2 separate regions of the Homo sapiens genome follow, and region 1 is linked to region 2. The links are chromatin loops, found by intact Hi-C in ENCODE. Cell type or tissue: Caco-2. All regions are shown on one strand. Each heading gives the region's core, and the rest is flanking DNA. Links, peaks and the distances in the headings are about the cores only.

Region 1 (10,901 bases), core at 1,319-9,318, 96 kb after region 2:
TGCCACAGCATCGTCCTGCTGCATGGTGGCCAGGCAGGTGACTCATGGGCTGACTCAGCTCTCAGTCCAGGATGGACCAAAACAGTGCGAGGACAGCTGTGTGCCATTGTGAGATTCAAGTGGGTGACACTGTCTGTATTGAAGGAAGAGCTCCCTGCCAGCCAGGAATGGAGCCTGAGTGCCACCCACTGTTGCTCTTTCACACTTAAAGGAAAATTTCCCCAAGTGCTCATGGTGGCTGGCTTTCCAGAATTGAGAGCCATCATCCCGGTCCTTTAAATGACAGGAGCAAGCATTCGCTAAACAGCATTGTCTCTCGCCATCTACTTTACGTCTTGCTCCTTTCAGAAATGAGTTAATGCGATGTACAAGCTTGTGTGAATGAGGAAATGCCTGTTTTGAAGATGAACAGGACTGAATGTGATTTCCTGGTCTTTTCGGGACAGCAGTGCTTCCCCTTGCAGATCTAATGTCAGAGCGGGACATTCCCCCCCTTGTTTTATTTTCAATTGGAGAATGTTGTTGTTGTTTCTTTTTTTTTTTTTTTTTTTTTTTTTTTTGAGACAGAGTCTCTCTCTGTCACCCAGGCTGGAGTGCAGTGGCCTAATCTTGGCTGACTGCAACCTCTGCCTCCCAGGTTCAAGTGATTCTCCTGCCTCAGCCTCCCAAGTAGCTGGGATTACAGGCACCCACCATCATACCCAGCTAATTTTTGTATTTTTAGTAGAGATGGGGTTTCACTATGTTGGCCAGGCTGGTCTTGAACTCCTGACCTCAGGTGATCTGCCCGCCTTGGCCTCCCAAAGTGCTGGAATTATAGGCAGGAGCCGCCGTGCCCGGCCCAGCTGGAGAATGTTACTGGCAGCATCACTCTGGTCTTCCATTCCAAAGTCCATGGTAACTGACTTGGGCACACGGAATATTTTTGTTTATCATGTTCTGATTGCTGGAAGAGATAGGATTATCCTGTGACTGCCTCTGGGTCCCATGGCTTTTATTTGACAATTAATGGTGGTGGCTCCCGGTGTTCCTTCCTTCCCTGGCTTCCTTGTTAGGGATCGTGAATGAATAGCAAGTGTGGGTTTTGAGTATTGATTCTTCACTCCTTTCAGAGGGCTTCTGAGCTGGGAGAGCTGCCAATGGGATCGAATTTTCACTTCCTGAAACTTCAACCAAACCTGTAACTGGGGAGATAGGACAGCCGAGAAACCAGAGGCATGAGGATGTGTTTGGTTAGGCAGGACTCTTTGAAAGCAATCTTAGGATGGTACTGAGTTCTGTCCTGCTTATGAGACAAGAATGCGGGATTTATTGTGTTGTCAAGCCTGAGGATCCTCTCTCTTCACAAAGCAGACATAGGCAAGGTCTGTTAAGATGTGGCTAAAAGGCTTAAACGTTTTTGATACATTTTAAATGGTGATCCTTCCCACCTGTACATTAGTCACTTTCCTTTCCTTATACCCAGGAAGGTGTGAACTTTAGTTTTAATCCTAGAAAAAGTCCCAAAGCTACAACATGACCTGGTTCTTGTATTTTTATCTGTAATTGAAGAGTAAATAAATGATTGGTGCATGTTTGTTGTAACCTGTTGGGTGAGGTTTCTCGAGACTAAAAAGCCATATACTCATTTTCATTCATGGCAGGCTGTTGGGGTTTTATAGTTTAATGATTCAGCAACCAGTTCTGCTTAGGACACAGGAAAGCGATGGTGTACTGAAGCCGGCCCCACTCTACTTGGCTCCGTGGTGGGCTTCATGTTGGTAGCCTGGGAATACTTACCGAAGGCAAACCTGCGAATCAAGACAGCCCTCTTTTCCTTCAGCAGGTTGTTAAATGTTTATCAGCTTTATAATTCCTCTTATTTAATGGAAAGTTATATAGCACTCATTTTATGCTAAGCATGAAGCACTTCATTAGTATTAACTCATGGAATGCCCTGGAGGTAGGTGTTACTATTATCTGCATTTGCAGATGGGGAAACTGAGGCACAGAACCTTCAATAGCTTCCTCCAGGTCATGGAGAGTGAGTGGCTGAGCCTGAGTTTGGATCTAGAGTCTAGTCTCAGAGGTCAGGGGCTGAACCGCTGCCCAGTGCTGCCTGCTGCTGTTTGAGCACCTGCTTTGTGCCAGCAACTGGGAAATATTCTTCTGTGGCCATGTCACAGACAGTGGACACTGGTCTGGCCAGGTCCGAAGCCCAGAGCCTCCTCCAGGTTCTTGTTCCCTCATTGGGAACATGGTCTTGTGGACGGATAATCTTGAACCCCGTTTCTTAAAATATTCTTTGGTCATTTAAAGCCAAGCGGGAAGGGGTGGAAAAAAGCCCTTTATTTGCTCAGGAAGGTGCATGTTAAAGAAAAAAAAATCGTCCAATGAGACTTGTTAAAATGGTGAAGCGAACTTTATTCAGGACCACGGAGGCAGGTACAGGGACCACAGCCAGCAGATTTTGCAGTGGGAAGAAGAGACTGGGATCCGCTTGAGTACAGTATGGGCAAGTGGGAGTTAATTTATAACCAAGGATCAGGGTGGGGTTGGTGGGTGGAAAAATCACAAAGAGAAAACATCAAGGGTAAGGGGGATTCTGGCTAAACCAACCAAACAGGATTCTTGCTGAAGACAGGCTGGGTGATCAGACATCACCTGTGGCACGGTGGAGGCTGAGGAACCCGATCAGATATCCAGAGTGATCAGATACCGAGGGTGGGAGGTTCTGGCTAAACTGACTGAGCAAGGTTTTTTGCTAAAACTGGATTTTACAAGGAAATGCACAGATGGCCTAGAAGGTTCAGGAGCTTGATATAAGTTTGATCAAGCGAAGAATCTTTGTCCATGGAGAGTGATGTCAGAATGCGGCTTTACTATACAGCATTTCGTGTTGACGGCATCTCTAGCTATTATTGTTAACTGTTCACAAAGGACAACAAGCAAAATGGCCCACAGCTTTCTTTTCATTACTGCTAATCTTAGCAGTGGTCAAAATGGTTGGCTCTGAATTTCTTTCTTTTTTGGGTTTGGGGTAGTAAATGGAGTGACTGTGGACATGTTTTATGGATTATTTTAAGCGTATGTATCTATTAAAAATTGAGAGGGCCCACATGGCCTGCTTTAAAAAGTCAACTGTGAGCTGTATTTGGTGCTGAGCCCTGAACCACCCGCTGGGCAGTGGGTGGCTACTGGCAGTGCCTGTGGACGTTCTCGGGGAAAGACGGTCTGATTGCACCTGCTCTTCCTCAGTTCCTAGTACTGTGAGGCACTCTTTCCCCACTCTCCCACAACCCTCAGCTTAACACAACTGTGGTGATTGCTTTGTCCGTTTTCCCATGAGGACCCTGAGATTTCAACAAGGTTCAGTAACTCACACATCGACACTTCCAGGGAGCTGTGTTGCCAGGAACTGGCCCAGGTCTTTCCCTCCTGGGCCCATCTTGTCCTTAATCTCTGCTGACATTGATGGGTTTAGTTACCTTGTCGTGTTTCTTCAGTGTTTTATGCCATACAGTCTCCCTTGAGTAGATGTTCTGTATAGGGGATATCACAGCTTCCTGGTGAGAACTGGGTTAAGTCCAGCAGGATGCCTGGGCTTAGTGGCACTGGAGTTGTGGGTGGCCTTGAGCCCCAGGCAGTCCCCTGAGAGCCCTTCCCGATGGATGTTTGAGTCACTGAGTGTGTTCCTTCTTCTTTCTGGTCAGGCTGTCCTGGCCGCTGCACTTACAATTGCACCCCATCCTCCTACCCACTCTGATCCCAGAGGAGAGTGCTTCTGCTGTAACCTCTAAGGCACAAGTGGGTCCCAAAGTCCTTAAATATGGAGGGATGTGGGGAAGCAGTGGTGAAGATGCAGGCCAAAGGTCAGCAGGCAACACTGGTCTTTGTTGTAGGTAACCTTCATCTAGAGATTCTTCTAGTTCTTTCCAGATTTATCTTCTAAAAACTAACTGGTATGGAAATATTACAGTCCTGTAATTCTTTCTTCTAGGTCATATTGAACATTCCAGATACCTATCATTACTCGATGCTGTTGATAACAGCAAGATGGCTTTGAACTCAGTAAGTGGTTAATTATTACCTTCCTGGCCTTTTCTTTGTTCCCTTGTCCCTTCTGTTATTCCCAACATTGTTTGGGGTCAGCAATTGCAAGGGCTATTTGTAGGGAACGCCGGGCCACGCTGATGCTGTTCAAGGCACCCTCTAGAAAGAGTGAGTCAGGTGCGCAGCCACACAGCTGCCCAGGTGAGTCGCAAGAGCCATGGCTGTTGGGTACACGTGGGTGATATGCATTCTCACCTTGACCTCATCCCTTCCTGCTTTGCAGGGCAGGGGGCAGGGACAAGGAGTGGGGACAGATGAGGCAGGATGGCGATAACAGGGGTATGTTCCAGGGAAGAGACCCACGTGGGATCCCATCGATGCCCAACTGAAGGACTAGGAAAAGTCATAACTGCATGAGGCATGGGCGGGCCTTCCCTCTCCCTGGAGCCCACTCCCTTTGGAGACAAATGTGGCTAATCTCTGCTCCCCATTGTAACTGGCCCGTTTGCCTTATACCTAAAATAAGTGCATTTAGTAAAGAGTTTTAAACACTTCCTAGATTCTATATCTGGAAAATAGACCTTGTTTTCCCCTTTATTTGTTACTGATATTCATTTTTTACTGGGTCTGTGTTTAATTTCAAGTCCACTGCTCAGGAATTTTCAGGGACAAACCTGCTTGCTAGTGGATGGCAAGTTCTTAGATGGCTGAGATTGCAGCCTCTGACTCCCTCATTTAGATGAGAGATTACCTTGTGTTTTCCCTCTGTGTGCTGCTCTGGTTCAGAGCTGTAATCTTCGGACTTTTGAAGGACAGCATTAGTGAGTTATTAAGTGGAGGTGAACTCTGCGGGCCTTGTTTGGCTCATTCCATTGTAATCAACTTCCCTGGAGGCCTCATTTAAAGTTCTAAGAGCTATGCTGCCTCTGCTCAGAACACCTGTCCATTGAGTACAAACTTGCTGTCATTCTCTGAGGTCAATAAGAGACAAGGGGCAGGCTGGGCGTGGTGGCTCATGCCTGTCATCCAGCCCTTTGGGAGGCCGAGGCAGGCAGATCACCTGAGGTTGGGAGTTCGAGACCAGCCTGACAAATATGGAGAAACCCCGTCTCTACTAAAAATACAAAAATTAGCCGGGTGTGGTGGTGCATGCCTGTAATCCCAGCTACTCGGGCGGCTGAGGCAGACGAATCACTTGAACCTGGGAGGCAGAGGTTGCGGTGAGCCAAGATCGCACCACTGCACTCCAGCCTGGGCAACGAGAGGGAAACACTGTCTCAAAAAAAAAAAAAAAAAAAAAAAAAAAAGGAGAGAGAGACAAGAGGCAGAAATTAATGAATAGGAAAAAGTTTTGCATGGGGGCCCTTAGATACAGATAAGAGGAAAACGTGGCCTCCCAGAGTGGCCCAGCCAACAGGTAACCGGGGAGAGCTGAAAGAAGGGGAAGATGTGGGCTGGTGGGGCCCAGAGTGGCCTGTTTGGGGCGAGTCTTGACAGGGTAGGTCTCGGGAAGGCAATTTTTAAGTAGGCTGAGGAAGGGGAGGTGGGCATTCTAAGAAGATAGGCACCAGCTGAAGGATGGAGCTGAGAATAAAATGCTACTTCTAGGCAGTTCCTTTCACATTTATGTATGGCCACACTCTGACCCAGAAATTTCATTTAAAGGGATTTAGCTACACCTTTCTACCCTCTGCACAAAAATGCATGTAATGTGTCAGAATGTTTATTGCAGCAGAGCTGCTAACAGCCCATGTTGTGAACCACTCAAATTTCCATTAATAGCAGATGGTGAGTGAATGACGATACATTCCTTATATGAGAGAAGAGGATGTAGAAGAGGTATTTGCAGGATAACACAGAGACTATGCTCCTTTAGGAACATTTCTTCACTCAGTTTTTTTCTCTGCAAAATGTTTGTATTAATTCATACCTGTGCCAGTCTCGCTGGCAGCGGGAGGGATTATGGTGAGCGCTCAAGGAGATTATGAGTACAGGAGCCTGGCGGCAGCTGAGTTCTCCAATGTTAGCTATTATTCTTCTCATTATAATTATGATATTGCTAGTTTACAGTTTTGTATATCAATATTCAAGGAAAAGACTGGAGGAACTAAAAGTACAGGATTTTGGCTTAATGGATTCTAACTCCAAACCTCTACACAACTTTTTAAAATTATTACTATATTTTACTAAATCCCAATGTCTGCCACTTTTTTTTTTTTTTAATTTTAAAGAATACATAGCCCATTGGGCAAACTTGGGTTTGCATGCTTGGCTTTTCAGCAGATGCAGAAGCCCTGGGGTGGGTTTGCCCTGGCTTGTGTGGTTCTCGAGTTTGAGTCTGTACGTCTTGAGTGGGTCAGGGGCCCCAGAGCTTTGCTGCCATTGATTTCTCCCCAACAGCAGACAAAGTCTCACAATGACCTCAATTTTCCCTCTTTCTTTCTTTTGAAGGACCCATTTTTCATGGTACTTGTCTTGACTGTTTTCATAGTGGTTTTTTTTTTTTTTTTGAGACGGGAGTTTCGCTCTTGTCGCCCAGGCTGGAGTGTAGTGACGTGATCTCCATTCACTGCAACTTCCGCCTCCCGGGTTCAAGCAATTCTCCCGCCTCGGCCTCCCAAGCAGCTGGAACTATAGGCGTGCACCACCATATCCGGCTAATTTTTTGTATTTTTAGTACAGATGGGGTTTCACCATGTTGGCCAGGCTGGTCTCAAACTCCTGACCTCAGGTGATCCACCTGCTTTAGCCACCCAAAGTGCTGGGATTACAGGAGTGACCCACTGCGCCCAGCCAAATCTGTATTTTTGTATGTAGAGGGAAATAATTTTCTCAACTGTAATCGTGAATAAATATTGTATTAAATTGTCATGAAGGAACTCCTGTTTAATAAATAGACATGTAAGAAAAAAAGAATGAATAGTAAAACCAAACCAAAACAAAAAACTTTGGTAATTGAAAGTTCTGGTTAGTTTTTATTCTAAATAAGTTCAATGTTTGACATAGTTGTAGACACCTAGGGAGAATCTGTAGTACCTCTTCTTTTCTATTACTTTTTTTTTTTTTTTTGAGACATAGTCTTGCTCTGTCGCCAGGCTGGAGTACAGTGGTGAGATCTCAGCTCACTGCAATCTCTGCCTCCCAGGTTCAAGCCATTCTCCTGCCTCAGCCTCCCGAGTACCTGGGATTATAGGCGCCCACCATCATACCCAGCTAATTTTTGTATTTTTAGTAGAGACAGGGATCCACCATGTTGGCCACGATGGTCTCGATCTCCTGACCTCATGATCCGCCCGCCTCGGCCTCCCAAAGTGCTGGGATTACAGGCATGAGCCACCGCACCCAGCCTTGTAGTACCTTTTTAATATCTTGTCACTTTCTTATTAATCTCTAACTGTACAAGTTGTATAGACAGGATGCATATTTCACAAAATAAAATAAAAACATTATCAATTTAAAAGATCATTGGTATAGCTGTGGTATGATGTGATAGTTTGTATGTAACCCTTTAGTGCAAATAAGAGTTTTATATTATTCATCTTCTTTTCAACTGTTTAGGGGTCACCACCAGCTATTGGACCTTACTATGAAAACCATGGATACCAACCGGAAAACCCCTATCCCGCACAGCCCACTGTGGTCCCCACTGTCTACGAGGTGCATCCGGCTCAGTACTACCCGTCCCCCGTGCCCCAGTACGCCCCGAGGGTCCTGACGCAGGCTTCCAACCCCGTCGTCTGCACGCAGCCCAAATCCCCATCCGGGACAGTGTGCACCTCAAGTAGGATTCTCTTTGTGTTTATTTCCTGTAATAAACCCGGGGTCCCGGGTCTACCTCCCCAGTGGGCTCTCTGCTCCCAACACCACTGTCGCCACCTCTCCTGGTCTGACCCTTCTCCTCCGTCTTCCGGAGCCAGCCTGTCTTCATGCCTTTCCACTCTCTTCCTGCTGGGTCAAAGCTGTCGCTGCCAGGCCTAGCCTCTTGCCCAGGGCCTGCAGATACCTCCCTCTTCCGTTAACTCTCCTGTACAGCTTTGCCTGTTCTACTCAGCGTAGGCTTCGAGATCACCTTCTCTGGGTTTCTTGGCTGTGTGGTTTATTGGTGGCTGCTCTTGAATAAATGGTAAGCTTCCAAGAGCAGAAATCAACTATCTTACCTTTGTCATACAGTCCCCTGGATATGACAGGTCATGTTTAAGATGCTCTCTGTTACTTTGTGTTTAGTAGATGACCTGGCTGGTGCGGTTGTCACACAGAAGTATCTGAGCTGTCTCATTGGGCTTCAGGGTCCTGCGGGTGGCCGGAGCAGGCCAGAGCGAGCGTGGGAGGACTGGAGGTTAAATTTTATTTGCTGTCACTTCAGTCCCTCCTCTTCCTCACCCTACCATTCATCTCCTTTCTTTGCCATTTCGTTTGGTCTCATGTCTTTCCAGTCCGCCCCTCTTGCACTGCCTCCCAGCTGTTAATTCAGGCTAGTTTCAGTGCTAAGAATTGTCCAGGTGGAACCCGCACAGCAGTGGCTACGCCAAAGATCTTTTACATTGATCTTTTAATTGATAGTGCTTTTATTTTATTTTGTGAAATGTGCATCCTGTCTCTACAACTTGTACAGTTAGAGATTCGTCAGAATGTGAATTTCCATGTGTCCACATCACATAATCAGTCATCAACGTGATTAATGCCAGTGCTCTGTGAAGCCCTGTCTGTCCCCACCTCTCCCCCACTCAGGACAAGTGCTGCCGCTCCTGCGTTTCTACCCCTCCTCTCACCCCCTCACCCTTCACAAATGGCTCTTCCACCCTGTTCCTCTCCAGCCACCTCCTGTCTCTGAGTTTTCTACCCCTTCATGAGCCTTAATTCCTTTCTCTCCCTTCTCTCATTCTCTCTTTCCCTTCTTCCGATGCTCCCCACCAAGCAGATACTTGTGTTTGCACTGATGTTCTTCTGGGGGTGGTTGGGTAGGTCAAGGCCAGTGGTTCTCAGTCAGGACAATTTGGACCCCCAGAGACAATTGGCGGTGTCTGGAGACAGTGTGGGTGGTTACAAGTGGGGAGGGGGTGCTGCTCCTAGGTAGGCACCGGGGATGCTGCTCAACCTCCCGCAAGGCACAAGACAGCCCCCCGACAGCAAAGAATCCTCCAGGTAAAATATCGCTTAGTGTGGAGGTTGGGAACTCCTGATCTTTGTCCACCGTGGGGATGGAAGGAAGCCAGGGTGAAGGGGATAAGGAACTGTCTGTGTGAGCTACCCCCCTAAGAAATGGCAGTGAAGGCCCTCTCCTGAAGTCAGCATCTCCAGACGGTGGTGTTCCCACCAGTGATGGCTAAACCCAGGAAGGCAGACGAACCCCTGGCCCACATGATGGACACATTTCCACGTTTCCTGGGAAAGACTAGATGATGACAGAGTTGGACAGGGATATATCAGTCCCTTATCAGTTGCTTTTATAAGGGAAGAATATGAACCTACATGTATGATTTTTGCATTATAAAATTTATAAACTCAGAAATAATTTAGTAATTTAATTGAACTTACCCTGGTACTATTTTTAAGAAAACACTGTTGGCATCTAATATATAGAAATGTATACATTTTGAAAGTGTAATGTTTGGCTTTGAAACTCTTCTCCCAGTTATTGAGTAGCACCAATTCAGAAGCACCCATCAGGAGTATAAGGAATTTTTCTAGACTTAATGTATTTATTTGCTTTAGCAACAGCCGTAGAAGGTTGATGATTGAGTAGGAGCGAACACACAGCTTAAACCTTAGGCTTTGGAGAATCGAAGGTCCATAGTCCTCCAAATGTGCGTGTGAAACAAGCAGCTAAACGTGAGAAACCATGAGGCTGAGTTGACAACCTTAAGTTGGTCATGATTGAGGGAAATGGATAGTGGGTTTTGTGTGCGTGGGTTTTTTTTGTTGTTTGTTTGTTTGTTTGTTTTTTGAGACAAAGTCTCGCTCTGTCACCCAGGCTGGAGTGCAGTGGCACGATCTCAGCTCACTGCAACCTCTGCCTCTCAGGTTCAAGCGATTCTCCTGCCTCAGCCTCCTGAGTAGCTAGGACTACAGGTGCACTACTGCTTCTGGCTAATTTTTGTATTTTTAGTAGAGACGGGGTTTTGCCATGCTGGCCAGGCTGGTCTCGAACTCCTGACATCAGGTGATCCTCCTGCCTTGGCCTCCCAAAGTGCTGAGATCCACTCCCAAAGTGCATGGGTGGTATGAGCCACTGTGCCGGGCCAGTGAGTTGTAATTAAACTGTGCAACAGCAGCCGTGACAAGCCAAGACCCAGTGGTGTCTGTACTGACCACGCGCTGACTACAGATGCCTGTCCAGCAAAGTAAACTTGAGGGCTTCCCGCTTTACACACTCTCCTGGTGAGAACTGTACAGATTGGCACATGCTCAGTGTGAGGTTCAGGATACCTAACTGAATAGCCCTCATCTCAGCAGACCAGTTATTTTATCTTGGATAAAATGGCACTCGGGAAGCCATAGACGGAGGAAAGTGTCCTTGGTAATGGGCCAGAGAGGGCATCTGGAATTTCTCTCATGAACTACCTTGGCCCCAGCTTGCCTCCATCATATATAATCATTGCAGCCGAGTTATGAGAACATCGTGTGCCTGGGCATGGCCCTCAGACCAGTGGTGCTGGCCTCATCTGTGAGCCTGTTAGAAATTCAGATTCAGGTCGGGTGCAGTGGCTCACACCTGTAATCCCAGCACTTTGAGAGGCTGAGGCGAGTGGATCACTTGGGCCCAGGAGTTCGAGACCAGCCTGGGAAACATGGTGAAACCTCATCTACCAAAAATGGGCCAGGCATGGTGGTGCACATCTGTGGTCCCAGCTACTTGAGAGGTTGAAGTG
Region 2 (10,901 bases), core at 1,746-9,745:
GCCTCATGTGCAGGTCTAAGCTCTGCTGGCTCGCAGCCACCAGATGGGAGAGGGTGTAGGAGTTCCCTACAGCAGCGGTGACAAAGGACCACAAAACGGGTGGTTTAAAACAGTAGAAACGGATTCCCTCACAGTTCTAGAGGCCAGACGTCCACAGTCAGTTTCACTGGGCTGAAACCAGGGTGTGGGCAGGGCCGGTCCCTCTGGATGCTCTGGGGAAGGTCCTTCCCTACACCTCCCAGCTTGTGGTGGCTACCAGTGTTCTCCAGGGCTTGTGGCTGCACTGCCCTCATCTCTGCCTCCATGGCCACGCTGTCTCCTCTTCTGCAGTGAAGTCTTCCTCTGCCTTCCTCTCACATGGTCTCTTGCAATGCCATTTAGGGCCCACCTGGCTAATCCGGGATAATTTCCCCACCTTAAAATCTTTAACTCAATCACATCTGCAAAGTCTTTTTTTTTTTTGCCATGTCACATCACATTCACAGTTCCAGGTATCCAGATGTGACTATCTTTTGGCAGCCATTATTCAGCCTCTGACAGACAGTAACTGCAGGACAAGGAGATGCCCTTGGCCATCTGTTAGGCTCTGGGGAACCTCTGACCTCTGTCTCTGCACTGTAGGTGCCCACTGACACCCATGGAGGGCAAGTCTAGACTGGCGAAGGTAAGAAAACATGTTGGGGTTGGAGATGACCTTGGTACCCAGAGGGCACCCCTGGTGAGGGTCATCTCTTCATCTTCTCCTTCCTCCTGTCATACCCCAGGGCTGCATGGGACACCAAGACAACGACCACGCCCACCTCCAACCCAGAAAGCACAAACTCCAGGAACGTCCCAGGCTGTCATCCTGGGGCAGAACCAGCATTGTGTGTCATGTTCCTGCGGCCTAGGCATGGCAACAGTGGGTCTCCACCCTGACCCTGAGTCGAGGGGTGAGTTTGAATCCTATCCCAGAGTGCATCACGGTCTAGGATCCTGTCCTTGTGGGTTCCTAGTGGGACATGAAGGCGGGGCAGCTGGGGCCTGGGAAGGAGGTGCCTTAGTACACAGGACTTGGCCCAGCAGGCCAAGCTAAGACACATGCACACACACAAATGTCCACACACACGCACATGTTACCCAGCAGGCCAGGCTAACACACACGTACACAGGCACACACATGTGTCCACACACACGCACATCCACAGGGTGTCCTGCAGGCTAGGCCAGTTGCCCACTCCCTGTTGTTCCCACTCCCTGATGTTGCCCACTCCCAGGTTAATTGGGGAGTAGCCACTCCCAGGCTAGTTGCCCACTCCCTGATGTTGCCCACTCCCAGGCCAGTTGCCCAGGCTGTTCCCACTCCCTGATGAAGCTGCTCTTTCTTGGACTTGTTCTGCTGGTGTTGAGCCATGGAGACTTTGTCTGGGGTCTGCAGGGGTCAGTGCCCAGAGATGCAGGGACCCTAGTCCCTGCTTGCTCCACAGGCTTGCTCTGATGAGTGGAGAGAAGTTGTTGAAGGTAGGAGGGTGAGTAACTGCACTGCTGTTGACCGAGTTGGGAGGAAGGAAGATGGGAGACCCCTCCCAGGCCCACCCTGCTGGAGTTCCCAGAAGGAGCACCCTGAGGAGTTCACTCTTGACCAATGAATTTCACTCTCCTCTGTCCCTCCAAGACCCAGGAGACCCAAAAGGCAGGGGTCTGGGTTCCAACCCAAATCCCAAATCTCACCTCTAATTGTAGTAATCCCCATGTGTTGTAGGAGGGACCTGATGGGAGGTCATTGACTCATGGAGGTGGGTTTTTCCCGTGCTGTTCTTGTGATGGTGAATAAGTCTCATGAGATCTGATGGTTTTATAAAGGGCAGTTCCCCTGAACACGCACTCTTGCCTGCCACCATGTAAGACGTGCCTTTTTGCTCCTCCTTTACCTTCTACCATGATTATGAGGCCTCACCAGCCATGTTGAACTGTGAGTCCATTAAACTTCTTTTCTTTATCAATTACCCAGCCTTGGGTATGTCTTTATTAGAAGTGTGAGAATAGGAGTCAGGTTCCCACTGCCTAGGTTAAGGGCATGCAGTCACAGAGTGGCTGCTCCCAGATTCCCTCTTTAGCACCCCAGTGTGAATTTCCCGAGGCTGTTGTAACAAATATAACACCATGCACTGAGCAGCTGAAAACAACAGACATTTATTCCTGGTGTGGGGGCCACAAGCTTGAGATGTAAGTGTCCGCAGGGTCATGCTCGCTCTGAAACTGGAGGGAGGGTCCTTCCTGCTGCTTCCAGCTTCTCGGTGCCCCTTGGCTTGTGGCCACACCACCCTAGCTTCTGCCTCCATCTTCAAACGGCCTCTCCCTGTGTGTTTCTGTCCAGATTTCCTTCTTCCTATAAGGACGGCAGTCATCCTGAACCAGGGCCTGCCTTAATCCAGTCTCACTGCAGTTTACCTTGAATATATATGCGAAGATCCTGTTTCCAATAAAGTCATATGCACAGCGCCAGGGGTTGGAACTTGAACACATCTTTTTGGAGACACAACTCAACCCCAGCAACTCGGTGGGTGAGACCTGATACCAAAGCACACACCCGGCTGACAGTGTTGGTGTGGAGCCGGCAGCTCTGTCCTTGTCTCTGTGGAAATAAGGTTATTGTGGCCACAGCTATTAATCAAGAGCTGTTTGTTGATAGCTCCAGAGAGACAGCACGATGGAGATGCCAGGATTTCACCCAGAAGGGAGCTGGAGCCCGCCGGAGAAAAGGAGGACAGACAAGCCGCTTCAGGGAATCCCGTCTATACCCAGTGTTGGGGTCATTGGACCTAAGCAGTCAAAGTCCACACCTGTCAGACATCTTAGAATATCAGGAAAAGGATCAGAAACACCAGCCTGAAACGTCAGGGGAGCAGACGTGAGCCGTGGGGAACCTCGAGACAAAACCTTTTTCTTTTTTTTTTTTTCTCTTTTTTTTATTATACTATAAGTTTTAGGGTACATGTGCATATTGTGCAGGTTAGTTACATATGTATACATGTGCCATGCTGGTGTGCTGCACCCACTAACTTGTCATCTAGCATTAGGTATATCTCCCAATGCTATCCCTCCCCCCTCCCCCCACCCCACAACAGTCCCCAGAGTGTGATATTCCCCTTCCTGTGTCCATGTGATCTCATTGTTCAATTCCCACCTATGAGTGAGAATATGCGGTGTTTGGTTTTTTGTTCTTGCGATAGTTTACTGAGAATGATGATTTCCAATTTCATCCATGTCCCTACAAAGGAACATGAACTCATCATTTTTTATGACAAAACCTTTTTCAACAGTTGAGCTTTGCAGTGTTGGTGAGGTAGTACATGCTGTTGCCTGAATTTAAATTCCGGTTTGTTATTTTCATTATTTTTAGAGTTCCTCCTTGCTTTGATACAGCAAATTATTAGTAGTATTATTAATTTTATTTATTTATTTTTGAGATGGAGTTTCGCTCTTGTTGCCCAGGCTGGAGTGCAATGGCACGATCTCAGCTCACCGCAACCTCCGCCTCCTGGATTCAAGTGATTCTCCTGCCTCAGCCTCCCAGGTAGCTGGGATTACAGGCATATGCCACCACGCCTGGCTCATTTTGTATTTTTAGTAGAGACAGGGTTTCTCTATGTTGGTCAGGCTAGTCTCGAACTCCTGACCTCAGGTGATCCGCCCACCTAGGCCTCCCAAAGTGCTGGGATTACAGGCGTGAGCCACCTCACCTGACATATTTTTTATTTTACTTTAAGCTCTGGAATACATGTGCTGAATGCGCAAGTTTGTTACATAGGTATATGTGTTCCATGGTGCTTTGTTGCACCTAACATCCTGTCATCTAGGTTTTAAGCCCGCATGCATTAGGTATTTGTCCTAATGCTCTCCCTCTGCTTTACCCCCACCCCCCGACAGGCCTCGGTGTGTGATGATCCCCTTCCTGTGTCCACGTGTTCTCATTGTTCAACTCCCACTTAAGAGTGAGAACATGCAGTGTTTGGTTTTCGATATAGCAAATATATAGTGAAGCATTGTGCAAATGATCTCCAGGATTCACAGTAGGAGGACAATTGTGTCAGGGCCCGGAGCAGGATACCCCTAAATACAGCACTTTGGGATGCTGAGTATTTTAAGCTGGAGGAAGCTGGAAAACCACAGAAGTAGGAAGTTCTGTCCGTGACCTCCCTTCCTTCTCTCCTGAAGACTCTCATGTGACAGGTGTCCTGCCCCACATCCAGAGGAAAGGAATGAAGACCCAGAGACCCTGGAGATGAGTCTGAAGAAACAGGCCTTGCTAAGTTCCCTGTCGTTCATTATGATTAAATCATACCTTCTCTTGGTCCAATTACACTTTTACATGACTATCCCTTCTTCATTAAATCTAAGCATAAAAATACAGTTTTCCCTGTATTTTGGGCTCTCTATATCCGAAGACTCATGTGTTATGTAAAACTTCGGTTAAATACCTTTGTTATGCTTTTCTCTTGTTAATCCGTCTTTTGTGATGGGGTGTCAGCCATGAACTTGGCAATGGGTGAGGATAGTATTACTTTCACTCCCCTATCATTGCCGCCCTTGCAATTTGTTCTGCAAAGATGTCTATATCACAAACAAGGCTCATATATGAAAAAGGAGGATGCCAAGTTGTACCAACAACACGGCCACAAATTTATCAAAAGAATAAGGAAGTTTCCTTCCCCTACCCCAGCACTCAGCAGCACACACACTACAGAAAAAGGATTTAAAGAAATCACACCAACATCTCTACCGTGGTTCCCTAGGGAGCAGTAATATGTGTAACTTCTTTTCCTTCACTTTTTAGAGATTGTGACTTGCAGGGTGGATGAAATCCTTGAGGCTTGTCCTGTAGCACTGAGCAAAGACAACCCTTGCTCTATCTCAAACCTAGAACCATGAGCTTTGGAGCCCTTGGAAAGCACCCTGAGTCTCTTTTGTGTGAGCAAGCACTCTTATTTTTGCTGGTTTACTCTGGGAGGAGGGCGGCCAAGCGAACTTTCCCAAGGGCATACCTTCAAGTTTCCAAGCTACTTGAGTCTCAGGGTGAGCAAAGGCTTATCTAGGATTATTTACCCAGTAATAGAAATGGCCCTTTGAGAAGTCTTTCTACCGCGGTGTCAGCAGTAACCCTTAGTTAAAATGTAAATGATTAACACATTCTATGGAAAAGGACATAGAAAGCCCATTAATGCTATATCATAGGACCTACAGATATTATTTGCTGTTGCTTAATATACTTACAAAGTAAAAAGGCTATAAAAGTCCAGAGAGACATGCCAACAAATATCACATTTGCATTGCAGTTTTACAGATTAGATAGAAAGTAAATGGCATGGCTCATATTTCAAAGAGTTTCTTAACACCTATTGTCCACTTGACCAAGGAATGCTACCGACTTCAGCGGAAAGGTTCTTTCTGAGAACCGAAAAATCTGGTGCCAGCTAGACCCCTTCCCAAAGCCACACTAGAAGTCCCCTCTCGGTCCCATGGTGACTTTACAGAACTCGTTTTTCTGGAAGGAGGTTGCCACCTCCTTAGTCTTTGTGCTAATGATCAACCAGGTTAAGTATCGCAATGACGGGAACAGAATATTCCAAGGACATCATTGCCCTTCTCCAGTTGCTAGGCAACACCTCCTTCACCTGAGATAGACAAAACAGGTCAGGGGAGATACCAAAAAGAAGGCTTCTTATTTCAGGTCAGCCCCACTGCCCCTTAGAAGTGGACAGGACAGGCGAGCCTCTCTGGGGGCCACCTACTCAAGTGACATCGTTGTCCTCTCATCTCCAGAGTCCTGGATTCGATGGAATCGACAGTGAAGCCCCTGGGTGTGGCCGGTGTGTGTTACCAAGTGCAATCCCTGGAGAGGAATTCTGCTGCCATCCACTGTCTCTCATGCAGCTGCCACCTTGTGACTGCCGGGGACCTGGTTCAGATGCTGAGTGAGGGTTTATGGGCTCCATCAATGTACTGGATGACAACTTAAAAAAATATCACTCAACCACAGGAGAGGCTCATAATCCCCAGATTCAGCGATTGCAGTTTTTGGATATTTGCTGTCAGTGAAGTGGGATGCTGCAGCCCCTCCCAAGGCCTTTGAGGTCAATGGATAGCATTGTCTGGAAGAGTCTCCAGTGCGGATGCAATGAGGGAGATGGAAGATATGGTCGGCTTTCGGTGCCACATAGGCCTGGCTTTGCATACTATTTACTCATCGTGCAACCTCGGGCAGGTCAGCATTCAGAGACCCTATTTCTTCTTCTTTTGAAAAGTATGTACAGGCCGGGTGCGATGGCTCACGCCTGTGATCCCAGCACTTTGGGAGGCCAAGGCAGGTGGATCACCTGAGGTCAGGAGTTCGAGACCAGCCTAGCCAACATGGTGAAACACAGTCTCTACTAAAAATACAAAAATCAGCTGGGTGTGGTGGCAGGTGCCTGTAACCCCAGCTAATTGGGAGGGTGAGGCAGGAGAATCTCTTGAACCCAGGAGGCAGAGGTTGCAGTGAGCCAAAATTATGCCATTGCACTCCAACTGGGCAACAAGAGCAAGACTCCATCTTAAAAAAAAAAAAGAAAAAGAAAAGTATGTACATATTTTCTCCTAGGAATCAGCCCAACAGAAATGCTTGCACACAAATATATGAACAAGAGTGTTTTTGATGATGTTCTTTGTAATAGCAAGAACAACAGCAAAAGGAAACAAGATGAAGATCGTTAATAGAGGAATGATATTATTTTGGCATATCTGTATAGTGAAATAATACATGAGCATTAAAAAGAAAGAGGTAGAACTGTGTGTGCATGTGAGAAGAAGGGCAAGGTATTTTATAACATGGGCAAACTGATGAGGTATAAGCACATTATAAAAATCTATGTGTAGAGAAACATGTACCTATTACACTTACCTAATGTACATACTGTCAAGACTTATACACGTGTGAAACTCTAACAGCAGGTAACTGTGAACAGCAGTTCTCTAATACCTAATCTATGTTCCACCCGTTTTGCTTATATAAAATAAGACAGGGGGGCTGGGCGTGGTGGCTTACACCTGTAATCCCAGCACTTTGGAAGGCTGAGACGGGCAGATCACAGGATCAGGAGATCGAGACCATCCTGGCTAACACGGTGAAGCCCCATCTCTACTAAAAATACAAAAAATTAGCCAGGTGTGGTGGCACGCGCCTGTAGTACCAGATACTTGGGAGGCTGAGGCAGGAGAATCACTTGAACCTGAGAGGTAGAGGTTGCAGTGAGCCGAGATCACGCCACTGCACTCCAGCCTGGGCAACAGGCAAGCTCCATTTTGAAAAAAAAAAAAAAAAGACAGGGACAGGTGCTTTGGCTCAGGCCTCTAATTCCAGCACTTCGGGAGGCTGAGGTGGGAAGATCACTTAAGCCCAGGAGTTAGAGACCAGCCTGGGCAACATGCTGAGACCCTGTCTCTACAAAAACTTAAAAAATTAGCCGGGTGTGGTGGTGCAAACCTGTAATCCAAACAAGGCTCGAGGCTCATAGGAAGCAAGTGGATGGTGTATCTCCTCAGTTCTTTTTAATTTATAGCAATTCTCTCCCCATCCTTTCCTGACATTTATTTATTGAAGAAATCCTGTTATTTGTCCTAAGGAGCTTCCTGCCTTCTGGACTAGCCTGTTTGTGTCTGTAAGGTGTTGTGTAAAATTTTCCGCTATGGTCGGTATTTTCTGCAAAATGGGAGATCCACAGAAGGGCTGAAACGCAGGTTCAATCCTTTGGACAAGAAGACATCCCAGGAGGTGTTGGGTACCTCCCTCATGGGGGTGTTCAGGTTGTCCCCGACTCAGATGTGCTGGCCTGTCCCCATCAGTTTTTCGACCCTCAGTTTAGCAGCCGATGAGAATCATGGCTTAGAACTACTATTCCACTGGGCATTGCAAAAAAGCGATTTTCTAACTCTTGTTCTTTCTACATTTATAGCTGTAATTCTTCTATAAAGAATAACCTTTCTTCAATATCTATTTACTTAGCCTGAATTGGTGCTTTTTTTTTTTTTTTCTCTGAGACGGAGTCTCGTTCTGTCACCCAGGCTGGAGTGAAGTGGCGTGATCTTGGCTCACTGCAAGCTCCACCCCCCGGGTTCACGCCATTCTCCTGCCTCAGCCTCCCAAGTAGCTGGGACTACAGGCGCCCACCACCACACCCAGCTAATTTTTTCTATTTTTAGTAGAGATGGGATTTCATCATGTTATCCAGGATGGTCTCAATCTCCTGACCCCGTGATCTGCCCGCCTCGGCCTCCCAAGGTGCTGGGATTACAGGTGTGAGCCATTGCACCCGGCCCTGAATTGGTATTTTTATAGAAAAGGCCAAGCACATGATTTATTCTGTCTTTTTATAAATTTTCTGAAAAATTTTTGTTGCCCTAGTAACCTCTAAAGATTTCCAATTATATACACGTGCATATAAAATTATATATCTGCTACTGTAATGGTTAATATTGAGTGTCAACTTGATTGGATTGAAGGATGCAAAGTATTGTTTCTGGGTGTGTCTGTGAGAGTGTCGCCAAAGGAGATTAGCATTTGAGTCAGTGGGATGGGAGAGGTAGACCCACCCTCAATCTGGGTGGGCACTATCTCATCAGCTGCCAGTGCAGCTAGGATAAAAACAGGCAGAGGAATGTGGAAGGACTTGACTTGCTGAGTCTTCTGGCCTCCATCTTTCTCCCGTGCTGGGTGCTTCCTGCCCTCGAACATCAGACTCCAAGTTCTTTAGCTTTTGGTTAGACTCTTGGACCTACACCAGTGGTTTGCCAGGGGCTCTTGGGCCTTTAGCCACACTGATGGCTGCACTGTTGACTTCTCTACTTTTGAGGTTTTGGGACTCTCTGCAAAATAGAGGGGATTCAGATGGCAGATAGGAGGCAGGACTAGCTTGCAGCTCTCACTCGGACAGACAGAGCAGTGTGTGGACACTCACATCATAAACTTTTGCTCTAAGAACTACCGCAAGAACATACCAGGAAAGCTGAGAGAATCCACAGACCCTTTGAAGGAACGGGATCAACGCTGCAAGCTCCATGGGACATGGAAAACCTGTGAGTCCACTTGCTTTCTCAGCGGGGAGGCTCATGGTCTGGGGCAAGTTCTCAGCCCTGGTCACCGGCTGCATGGAAATAGACTTATTGCTATTGGGAGTGCACGGAGGGAGTGAGACCAGCCTTTAGGACTGTGGGCTGCATGGGAGCAGGGTGAGGCCTGCGACTGCTGGCTTTCCCCCACTTCCCTGGCGACCTATATGACTCGGCAGAGGAGGCCATAATCCCCCTGGGAATATAACTCCATTGGCCTGGGAACCACACCCCCATCCCCCACAGCAGCCACAGCAAGTCTTGCCCAAGGAGAGGCTGAGCTCAGACATGCCTATCCCTACCTCTACCTGGTGGTCTTTCTCTATCCACCCTGGTAGATGAAGACAAAGGTCATAATCTCTTGGGAACTCTATGGCCCTGCCCACTGCCTGAGAAACCTGAATACTTAGGGATACCCAGGTGTACCTCAGGCTAGTTTGTTTCCTCCCTACAGGACTGCAGCTGACGTACTCTTGAGAGTGCCACCTTCTGGCTGGAGGGCAACTAACACACCAGCACACTAAACCAAAACACAACCAAGGACCCTCACAGAGTCTACTTCATCCCCCTGCTAACTCCATCAGGGCAGGTGTTGGTATCTACAGTTGCAAGACCTGAGGATGGATCACATCACAGGGCTCTTTGCAGACACTCCCCAGTACCAGCCTGGAGCCTGGTAGCTCCGCTGTGTGGCTAGATCTAGAAGAGCAACAACAATCACTATAGTTTGACTCTCCCCATTCCTAGGGGAAGGGGGAGAACACCACCTCAAGGGAGCACCCCATGGGACAAAAGAATCTGAACAGCAGCCTTGAATCCCAGATCTTCCCTCTGATGTAGTCTACCCAAATGAGAAGGAACCAGAAAAACAATTCTAGCAATATTGTAGCAGGACAAGCCGCAGACAAAACTCCTCAGACACCAAGCTAAAGAAGGAAGGGCCTTATTTGGTCAGGAGCTTCGGCAAGACTCATGTCTCCAACAACCGAGCTCCCTGAGTGAGCAATTCCTGTCCCTTTTAAGGGCTCACAACTCTAAGGGGATCTGCGTGAGAGGGCCGTGATCAATTGAGCAAGCAGCGGGTACGTGACTGGGGGCTGCATGCACCGATAATTAGAATGGAACAGAACAGGACAGGGATTTTCACAGTGCTTTTCTATACAATATCTGTTATCTATAGAAAACATAACCCATTAGGTCAGGGGTCGATCTTTAACTACCAAGCCCAGGGTGTGGCGCTGGGCTGTCTGCTTGTGAATTTCATTTCTGCCTTTTAGTTTTTACTTCTTCTTTCTTTGGAGGCGGAAATTGGGCATAAGACAATATGAGGGGTGGTCTCCTCCCTTAATATGACAAAACAAGTTTACTTAACACCTCCAGAAGGTTATACCAGCTCACCAACAATGGATTCAAACCAAGAAGATATCTCTGAATTGCCGGAAAAAGAATTCAGAAGGTCGATTATAAGCTAATCAAGGAGGCACCAAGGAAAAGTGAAGTCTAACTTAAAGAAATTGAAAACATGATACAGGACATGAGAGGAAAATTCTTCAGTCAAATAGATAGTGTAAATAAAAAACAGTCACAACTTCTGGAAATCAAGGACACACTTAGAGAAATGCAAAATACAGTGGGAAGTCTCAGCAATAGAATTGAACAAGCAGAAGAAAGAACCTTAGAGCTTGAAGACAAGGCTTTTGAATTAACCCAATTTGTCAAAGACAAATAAAAAAGAATAAAAAAATTGAACAAAGACTCCAAGAAGTTTGGGACTATGT

The links. A loop is a pair of places that touch in the nucleus more often than their neighbours do. Peaks named below come from ENCODE experiments on the same cell type or tissue, not always from the same donor. Only the 100,000 strongest peaks of a DNase experiment are listed, where the experiment ranks them.
Region 1: it touches region 2 in a loop (7-fold over the local background); 5 of 110 quality-filtered maps call a loop at or near these places.

The regions. Positions count from the first base shown.
Region 1 is chr21:41,491,268-41,502,168 of GRCh38, reverse strand. TMPRSS2 (transmembrane serine protease 2) reads left to right here. Exons shown (of 14, transcript NM_005656.4): 2 at 3,980-4,050; 3 at 7,591-7,813. The coding sequence starts at 4,036. Among named protein-coding and RNA genes, the nearest start is that of TMPRSS2, 11 kb to the left of the region's middle. In Caco-2, for the core only: no CTCF peak of the experiment used is centred there; DNase peaks (open chromatin) are centred at 2,641, 4,178 and 4,868.
Region 2 is chr21:41,588,080-41,598,980 of GRCh38, reverse strand. No RefSeq gene overlaps it. Among named protein-coding and RNA genes, the nearest start is that of PCSEAT, 13 kb to the right of the region's middle. In Caco-2, for the core only: no CTCF peak of the experiment used is centred there; DNase peaks (open chromatin) are centred at 5,010 and 5,600.